Regions from separate parts of the Homo sapiens genome. Here region 2 is linked to region 1. A link is a contact called in ENCODE Hi-C or POLR2A ChIA-PET data. All regions are on one chromosome and are shown on one strand. The core of a region is the stretch at or near the end of the contact, and the rest is flanking DNA. Distances in the headings are between cores, read along the strand shown.

Region 1 (4,830 bases), core at 752-3,251:
GCGCCTCTCCACTGGGCCTGGGATATGCCTCCCCTCTCCATGGTCAGGTCTGGTCCCAGCTGTCCCTCCCTCGTTAGTGCAGCAGGTGCCGTCTGTGTGTCCCTCATCCAGGCTTCCTTACAGGGCACCCAGGATCTTCCATTACTAAGCTGTGGCCCTCAAACTCTCCCCATAGTATCCTCCAAGCCCCCTGCACTTCTTTGGGCCCCTGGTTTTCCAGCATCACACACCCTTCCCACCTCCCCATACAACTCCAGGGAAGACTTGCATCTCCCCTGCGGTGTACCCCTCAGAGACCACCTTCTGAAACCCCACTCTCAAAAAGAAACTCTTTGCTTTTCAAACAGCTTTAGTTGTGTGAACCCAAGCAACTACCCACACCCTGGCCTAGCAGGGAGCACTCCTGATTGTCTGGATTCCTGTGGTTCTGGGGGGCCAGGCCCCAAGGACAGCTCCACAGGCCTTTGGGGTTTTACTCAGCTCTAACCCCACAGGCTGCCTCTCTGCTAAGCCTCTTCTGAGCTGCTTCCGAGCCCCCATGAGGGTCTGTCCACAAGCACTTTCTGTGGGCCTGGGAGACTTGGTGGTGAAAAGAAATTCCTGGAAGGCAAAGGGCTCTGTAAGAAAACTCCTTTATCCTACTGACACCTTAATTTCTTCGTCTGTAAAGTGGAAATAATAACTTTTGCCTCAGAGTTATGGTGGTGACTATACAAGTTGTGGTGTGTAAAGCAAACTTAAAATAGCACCTGGCACATGCTTGAGACTCAGAGTGAGATCAAGATTTGTGTGATGATGCTGGTGATGAGGTTGATAATGAAGATGAAGATGATGGTGACCATGGTGGTAGTGATTATGTTAATGATGAAGGAAATGATGATCATAGCTTTGATTATGATGGTGTTGATGATGGTGATGGTGGTGGGGTGATGACGGTGATGGTGATGGTGGTGATGATGAGGAAGATGATGATTTAGGTGATGAGGGAGATGATGATGATGGCAATGATAGTGATGATGATACCATTGATGATGACGATGATGATGATGAGCCTCAAGGTCCCATCTAGACACAGTCATTACATGGGAGAACCAAAGAGCCCAGGAAAGGGCAGACATCAAGGGACCAGAAGACCCCAGAAGCTTCAGTTCTGGCTCCATCATCAACCAGCGTGACCTGGGACAAGTCACTTAACCTCTCAGGGCCTTGTTTTCTGCCTTGGCAACAGAGGGTAGACACTCTGTTCCCCACTCAAGTTCCTGGGCTAGGGAGGACCCCGGGAGATAAGGCATGGAACAGTGCTCAGGAGAGTCCTTCACAAACATGAGGCATTAACAAGAAAAAAAAAAAAAAACAGGAAGAGGCAGAAAGAAAACTCTTGAATGTCCCTCACGCCCTGGTCCTCTTAGGTGACCTCTCACACAGAGAAGCGGGCCTTGGGGAGTGAATAAGAAATACAGGACTTCCTGCGAGATAGCAAGTGAATTGTGAGCCGCGAATTACTTTTTTCCTTTGAAAAATGAGGTAGTCGGGTCAAAATATTTTTGCATTTCAAACACTTGAGTTCCTTTGTCCTTGGGGCGAGATGACTTGGTTTCCATGCAGCCTCACAATGCATGGAAACATCTTTTAGCTGCCAGACGGGGCTTCTGATAAGCCGCCAATTCATAGTGTGGGTTTGGAGAGCTGGAGACGGGGTGAGAAAGCTGAGGCCTTTGCAAAGTCTATTTACACAGTGGCGAGAGTCCCTTTCACCCTCTCCGGCAAACAGGCCCTGGAGCACAGGCATTGAACCCAGGGGGCCGGGTAGATGACCTGTACACACGGCATTGCCCACCAGCCCACGCACACACCAGACCCACCTAACTGGGTTCCTGGGGGAGACCTGCCCAGATACCCCTGGAGCCAGACCCCCAGGGACCTCCTCCACTCCTCCTGTGTCAGGGCAGCCTGCCTCCTGAAAGAACTGGCGTTCAGCCTGCCCCGCCCTCCGTCCTGGTCCCCACCCTCCATCCTGGCTCCGTTCAGAAACGTGCCCCAGGGACCAGGTTTGCTCAGTTGACAGGTTGTCTGGCCTGCAGCCTGTGCAGCTCCTGGTCCCATGGGCCATGAGGCAATAGGAAGAGAAAGGAAAGAGCTGTCATCCTACCCCCCACCCTGTCTCCTTTCCTTTTCTAAGCCACCTGCTCTGCTGCCCTTGGAGCTGAATGGAAGCTTCCAGTACAGGTACTTTCAGAGGGAAGGACTGAAAAATCAGTCGGCTTGTTTATTTGACTAATGCGCCCTCAGGCACTTGTGCTTTTAGCAAGTAGTACCCATTCTACAGGTGAAGAAATTGGGCACAGAGAGGTTCGGTAATCTGCCGAAGATCACACAGCAGTGAGGGGCATTGAACCCAGGTGCTCTGGCTCTGTGTGCTAAGCACAGACATGAGGCTCCTGTTTGATCCATTAACGTGCATTTGTGACCCAGTTGCGTCCCTGGACTCTGAAGACCAAGGGCTCCCTCCTTCCCCCAGGGACTCCACATTATTCTGGTAACATGGGAATCTGAGGGACAGCCCCACACTTGTGAGTCACCAGGAGTCCATCTGAAGGCAAAGCCAGCCAGCGGGAAAAATTCAACCAGACCGAGCAGGAGTCTTGCCCTGGGGCCCCCAAGGAACCGGCTTCATTCAAGAGCCTGGGATCCACAGTGTCACCCTTGGCGGGAGGCGTGGTTGGCCAGAGCCCCTCCCTCTGTGTCCCCCATCTCCTCCTGGTTGCAGGCTATTCCTGGCCACTCCTCTCCTCAAAACCAGATGATGAAGTTGGAGGGATGGGGTCCTTGCTGAGGGGTTTTGGGGAAGGGGTGCAGCTTGAAAAGAACCCACAGAGAAAAATCCCACAGGACACACATGTGCTCTTTAGTGGGGGAGGCAGTTCAGTGACGATGACAGCAGTAATGACAACACACAGAAAACATGAGGGTGTGCGAGCATGGGGTCCCAGGGACGACACCTGCGGGGTGCTGCCACGATGGTGCTGGGAGGTGCGGGGTGCAGTAATGACAACACACAGACAACACGAGGGTGTGCGCGCATGGGGTCCCAGGGAGGACACCTGCGGTGTGCTGCCGCGACGGTGCTGGGAGGTGCAGGTGACAGCCAAGCACTGGATCCTTGAGAGTGAGTGATTGTGCCTCCGGCAGGGCCATAGAGAGGGTCTGTTTCAGATGGAGGTGCCCCGGCGGATGAGGCATCGCAGGGGCACCAGCTCCTCTGGGCATGCAGCCTCTGGTTGGTGATGGCTCAGTGTGTACCCCAGGGGCTCCACAGACCCTGCAGCCTGCCTGGCGGCCCCTCCCACCCCGCACGGGTCTCAGGCACCAGCAGCCTCTTCCATTTCTGTCCTCAGTTGCTCTGAGTGCCCGGGGATGGGAAAGCCTGGCCTGAGAACACGGTGAGCTGAGGCTGAGGGCCGGGACACTGTGTCTAAGGCTCTCCCCGCCCCGCCCGGCTTTGTCAAAGGCCTCACCCCCAGGTGCAGAAATATGAGGGGTAGACCAGAATTCTGGGGCCATCCCAAGTAGACAGAGCGTGCCGCTCTCCCGTGGGGCCCCCCGCAGGCCTGCTCTAGATGAGACCACCTGTTGGTGGTGGGAACCCTGGGGGGCCTAACCCTGTCTAGTGGTCCCTGGGCATCTGTCCTGGTGGCCACTCACTGGGATCGCACTCACAGAGATCCCAGAAGAGCCCAGCCTGAATGCAGCCAACAGTGGCACAGGCTGCCAGAGTCCCTGAGCTCTTCCATCCCATGGGGAACTTTCCCCAAGGCACACGGCCCATATGTCCGGGCCACAGCTCTCTGCTGGCTCCTGCCCATGCTGCCCTGCAGATGCCAGACCTGACTGGGCTCCTCCAGGCCCTCACAGCCCTGACCACAACTCCAGGGAGGCTGCCTGGACGGCAAGATGGATACCAAAGGAGGTGTCTCATCTAATAGTTGGAACGTGAAGCCAGGAGAAGCCTTTGCCACCCATTAGAAAAGCGACCCCTGGGCAGGTGGCGCAGGTGGGGGTATGGCGGCACCATTCACTCACTCCTTTGTTTCTGTGGTTGCTGGGTCCTTCCTTCAGTCGACGCCTCTTGGAGCCTCCTGTACGGGCACTCGCCCTCTCTGTGACCCCCACTTCATCCGAGGGTTCCAGGGCTCAGGGAGGGGCAGGACTTTGCCCAAAGCTACTGTGCAGCTGAGCAGACTCCTGGCCATCTTCCACAAGCTTAGGGAGCATAGGTTTCCAAGGCCAAGGCTGTGAACAGTCAGGCCCTTCCCCAGAGCCCACCATCCCCTGGAAGAAGCGAATAAAAAGCAGAGAAATAGCAATGACACGAGCAGTTACAATAACAGGTGCTATGGAGTCCGAAAATGGGGCGCTGTGTGACCTGGGGCCTCTCTGCGGAGGGGCCTTAAGGGAGTCCATGAGGCTGAGCCGGAGCAGGATATGGAGCAGAGCTGAGCCTTCCAGGTGGAGGGAGCAGCATATCCAAGGACCCCGGGCCAGAAGGGAGGCAGGGGAGGGGTGTGGAGGGGCATCCGAGGACCCTGGGCCAGGAGGGGAGGAAAGGGGAGAGGCATAGAGGAGCATCCGAGGACCCTAGGCCAGGAGGAGAGGAAAGGGGAGAGGCATAGAGGAGCATCCGAGGACCCTAGGCCAGGAGGAGAGGAAAGGGGAGAGGCGCAGAGGGGCATCTGAGAACCCCGGGCCAGGAGGGAGGCAGGGGAGGGGCATGGAGGGACATCTGAGGACCCCGGGCCAGGAGGAGCGGAAAGGGGAGGGGTGTAGATGGGC
Region 2 (4,827 bases), core at 197-2,696, 73 kb after region 1:
GTGCCTGTTTTTGTCTGAACACTGCTTTCAGCTCTCTTGGGTCTATATCTAGGCGTGGGATTGCAGGTCACACGGCCTTACTCCTCAGCTTACAGTGGCAGAGTCCAGGCAGCAAGGTGGTGGGGAGGAGAGCCAGGTGTCCTGGAGAGGTGGGTGCCTGTCCCTCTGCATCAGACACAGGGAGGCCCTCGTGGGGGTGAAGGAGGCTGGAGCAGAGGAGGCAGGAGTAGCAGAGACCCCCTTGGCGTGGCAGGGGTCTGGCTCAGAAAGCACAGGGCCTTGTGTGCTGGAGAAGGGGCCACTTCCCACAACGGGGAGGCTGAGCAGGGCCAGTGCTTTGGCCTGGCTGCAGGATCTCAGAATCTTGGGGCTGCATCTGACCCTAGGAGTCTGGAAACCGGACTCCAAAACGTGCCCTAGCTTTCCAGCTCATGTGGAGATGCAGGAAAAGGGGCTTCAGACCTAGAGCAGCACGGTGAGGGAGGAAAGATCTGCCCCTTTGATGAGCACAGACGTCTCTCCTCCAAAAAGCCTTCCTCCGAAGGCATCTAGAACCTTCTCTTGGCCAAGAGCCATCGCGGCTAAGGTCACAGATGTGGTGGTGGGGTTTGGATGTGCGTCCCCTCCAAATCTCATGTTGAAGTGTGATGCCTGATTTTGGAGGTGGAGCTTGGCAGGAGGCGAGTAGATCATGGATCATGGAAGGTTTGGCTCCATCCCCTTGGTGATGAGTGAGTCCCCCCTCGGTTAGCTCATGCGAGATCTGCTTTAAAAGAGTCTAGGACCTCCCCAGCCTCTCCCTCTTGCCCACTCTATCACATGTCACACGCAGGCTCCCCTCCCCTTCTGCCATGAGTAAAAGCTCCCTGAGGCCTCCCCTGAGCTGAGCTGATGCTGGTGCCATGCTTATACAGCCTGCAGGACCACGAGCCAATGAAACCTCTTTTCTTTACCCAGCCTCAGGTGTTTCTTTGAAGTAATGCAAAACGGCATAACACACGTAAAGTGCAGCTGACCTGGCACAGGATTTATTTACCAGCAGCGTGAGCCAGGGCACAGCCTGTGATTCCCTGGGCAGCTGCTTCCTCAGCTGCCAAACGGAGACAGGCTCACAAAATAACCCAAACCCCGAGGACGAGTGTTTACCAGGCCTTGAGCTTTCAGGAAAGAGGGAAGACAGAGCAGGCACAGAAGCTTCCAGACGATGAACTGCAGCCTGGCCCAGCCCAGCCAGGGATTGCCGGGGTTGGATGTAGGGGTTGCCACAGGTCCCACCACGTCAGGGACTTCCATCAGGAAGGGCACAAAGGCCAGGGGGAGATGGCGAGGCCAATGAGTATGCCCATAACCCACCCCCCCACATTCTCTGAAGAGAGCCCCAGATGTCACTAGGGTCATTTCTGAAGTGAAGCATGGCTGAGGACCAGGTCCTCAAATTCTGGCTCCCACAGGGTCTCTGAGGTTCCTGGCTGGCCGCCATCAACTCCTCTTGTGGGGAGGAAAGCGGGACAGGGAACCAGCCCTTGACACCTACAATGGCCACAATGCCTGCCTTGCAGAGGCTGTGCCCAGTGGAGGAGACCAGCCCAGCCCAGGGCTTCCTAGAGACCACGGGGCTCTGCTCCACAAAGCCACCACTGTGGCCTCCACCACCTCCAGGTTCACCCACGTCCTTCTCACGGATCTCAGCTCTGCCCATCAATCATCATCGCCAAGTGCTCGCCGGGAACAGAGCAAACGAACACTCACCCTCACTCAGCTCATTTCACTCCAACAGCCATCCTGCACTGCAGGCATTTTTAATCCACTTTATAGATGAGGAAACAAGGCCCCTGAGGTCGCCAACTAGGATCAGCAATGGCCTGCGCCTTCCGCGGAGGGCCATCCACGCGTCCAACCCCATAGGATGTGCCTGTACGAACAGCAGCAACATGACCCCATAGGCTCAGAGCCAGAGTCCCCAGCGCCAGCCCCGCCATGTCAAGGGCACAGCCAGAGAGGACGGGGTGGCAGGGAGACCAGGTTCCCCCCTGTGGCTTCAGGAGGGTGGGCGCCCTGAGAGAACTCGCTTCAAGGCCCCTGTCCCTGCCTGGAAGGAGCCCAGCGTGCGAATTCCAGCTGCCCTGCACAGCCCCAGCGTCCTGCTCTGAGGCCTGAGAGGAAGCGTGTTTGGGGAGCTGGTGTCTGGGTGCAAAGGGAAGCCAGATCACCACACCGAGGAAGGCACTTCAAAGGAGACTTTTCACAGCCTTCCGCTTGGGAAAGTGAATGAAAGAACGTTATTGACTGAGGGCTGGGGCCGGCCTGGAAATAGCAGGACATGGAAGCCCTTGGAGGATGGGGAACAGTTCCTCCCCTCAGGGCGTCCGTAGAGAACACGTCCTTAGCCCGGTCGCGTTAGCACGTCGCATGTCCGAAAGCGTGCTCAACAGGATTCTAAAGGGAGCAGAGTTTATTTCTTTTAACTTTTGACTGGCCAATCCAAACAAACAAACAAGGCTTCAAACAGAGCATTGGAGGATATCTGAAATCTAACCTTTGGCTGAGGTTAAAACACACACACACACACACACACACACACACACACACACACCCTTGGACATAAATCTGCAAATAAACTTTCCAAAGAAAAACACCTACTTCTTTCAAAATCCAGCCTTCTTCCCCGTTCTTTCTGGCATCCTGGTGGAAGGTGCTGGCCTGGCAGGGGCAAGGAGGACTCAGGAGTCCACAGAGCCCAGCTGCCCACACCTCCCCTGGCACCCCAGCCACCTCTGCCCAGGTTCACAGGAGGCCCGGGGGCCAAGTGCCCCATGCTCCTGCACTGAAGTGTGGGAGAGCTCAGACTGGTCTCCATGACCAGCCCAGCCCTGCTCGCTCTCTCTGGTCCTCAGAACCTCCTTACTGTGAACTCCGCTCCCTGAAGTCAGTCGTGGATCTGTCAGGCAGCCCCACAGAGGAGGCTGTGACGTCTCGACAGCCTGCCCAGAGTATCGCTGACGCTGATGTGCAGAACCCCAATCTCCACAGCTGTGCCTGAGAACAGTGAAGATGAAGGGAGAGAGGGTGTGGGGTCTGACTGCTAGGCCCAGCCCCTGCATTCAGGCTTACTGACCTGCCAAGATAGCGGGGGACATGCATATGTATCGGTGTGTGTATCTTATGTGCGCATGTGTGCACGTGCGTATATATGTATGTTGGAGTCTGTGTGTAGGTGTAGGCATGTTTATCTCTGTGTATGAGCACGTGTGTGTCTGTGGCTGTTTGTGTACATGCACATGTGTGTACATGCACATGTGTGTGTGCATGTGGAGGGGTGTGTGTGCATATTTGTAAGCAAATGCATGCACATGTGTGTTGGTGTGTCTGTGCATGTGTGTTTGCATGCACATGTGTGTTGGAGTGAGCCTGTGTGTGTGCACATACATACACATGTGTGTTGGTGTGAGACTGAGCGTATTCATGCACTTGTATGTTGGTGTGAATCTGTGTGTGAGTGCATGCATGCACATGTGTGTTGGTGTGAGTCTGAGTGCATGCATGCACATCTGTGTTGGTGTGAGTCTGTGAGTGCATGCATGCACATGTGTGTTGGAGTGAGTGTGTGTATGTGTGCACATTCACACACATATGTGTTTTTGTGAATCTGTGAGCACATGCATGCACATGTGTGTTGGTGTGAATCTGTGTGTGAATGCCTGCATGCACATGTGTGTTGGTGTGAATCTGTGTGTGAATGCATGCATGCACATGTGTGTTGGAGTGAGTCTGTGTGTGCATGAACATTCACACACATTGTGTTGGTCTGAATATATGTGCATGTGTGAGTGCATGCATCCACATGTGTGTTGGTGTGAGTCTGTGTGTGAATGCTTGTATGCACATGTGTTGGTGTGAGTCTGTGAGCACATGCATGCACATATGTGTTGGTGTGAATCTGTGTGTGCATGCATGCATGCACATGTGTGTTGGAGTGAGTCTGTGTGTGCACATTCATGCACATCTGTTGGTGTGAATCTGTGTGCGTGTGTGAGCGCATGCATCCACATGAGTGTTGGTGTGAGCCTCTGTGTGAATGCATGCATGCACATATGTGTTGGTGTGAATCTGTGTACATCTGTGAGTGCATGCATCCACATGTGTGTTGGTGTGAGTCTCTGTGTGTGAATGCATACACGCACATGTGTGTTGGTGTGAGTCTGTGTGCATGTGTATCTGTGAATCCCACTGTGAATTCTAATTCAGGAGACAGGAGAGAAAGGCCCCACCTGAGAGCTGGCACATTCTTCTCCCCAGTGCTCTGAGCATCCCCACCGCTTCCTCCATCGAAGGCACCCAACTGCTGCTCCTGAGGCTGTGGCCACTCTCTTTTCTGGGAGAACAGGTTTAGCAGGGTTCTTAGGAGGTGCTTGATTTCTAAAGCTGGGATCTTGTGGGTTAGAGTAGGGGCCATGCCAGGTCACCAAGACATCATCAAGGGGACCATCATCAGGGACCTTTGAGCTAGAGGCCCTTGGGGTGGGAGCTGGGGGAGACCCACCAGGTGCAGAGGAAGGCTGCTTGGCCACTGCGGGGCCAGCCCCCAACAGGGGCTGCGGGCACACACCATGCAACCATCTCTGCCCCAGGCTGGCTGGCTTTCCCTTGGTGTGATGCTGTGCGGTTTTCCATTTGGTCTCTCTGGTTGGGGATCCCCAGAGAGCACACGATAGAGTTCCTGGCTGACCGGCATTTCCACCCCTCGCCCTGGTGACCTGGAGCATGACACTGAGCATTGGTGCTGGAACAAAAGATGGAGGGAAAAGAAACAAAAGTCACACGCACAGG

The links. Hi-C counts contacts between places; a loop is a spot of excess contacts on that map. ChIA-PET counts read pairs that join two places held with the same protein, here RNA polymerase II (POLR2A).
Region 2: a map of endothelial cell of hepatic sinusoid shows a loop between it and region 1 (6-fold over the local background). The contact joins two enhancer-like sites. A Hi-C loop is called at or near these places in 1 of 168 maps with a recorded cell type or tissue (endothelial cell of hepatic sinusoid). POLR2A ChIA-PET finds 5 or more read pairs at or near these places in 1 of 52 experiments (HepG2).

Annotation. Positions count from the first base shown.
Region 1 is chr1:3,259,789-3,264,618 of GRCh38, forward strand. All of the region lies in intron 3 of PRDM16 (PR/SET domain 16), which reads left to right. Among named protein-coding and RNA genes, the nearest start is that of MIR4251, 130 kb to the left of the region's middle. Within about 2 kb of position 2,002, at least 2 of the 41 ENCODE cell types and tissues checked have a DNase peak (open chromatin) inside an H3K27ac peak, as active enhancers do.
Region 2 is chr1:3,333,050-3,337,876 of GRCh38, forward strand. The region is part of intron 3 of PRDM16 (PR/SET domain 16); the gene reads left to right. Among named protein-coding and RNA genes, the nearest start is that of ARHGEF16, 120 kb to the right of the region's middle. Within about 2 kb of position 1,447, at least 6 of the 41 ENCODE cell types and tissues checked have a DNase peak (open chromatin) inside an H3K27ac peak, as active enhancers do.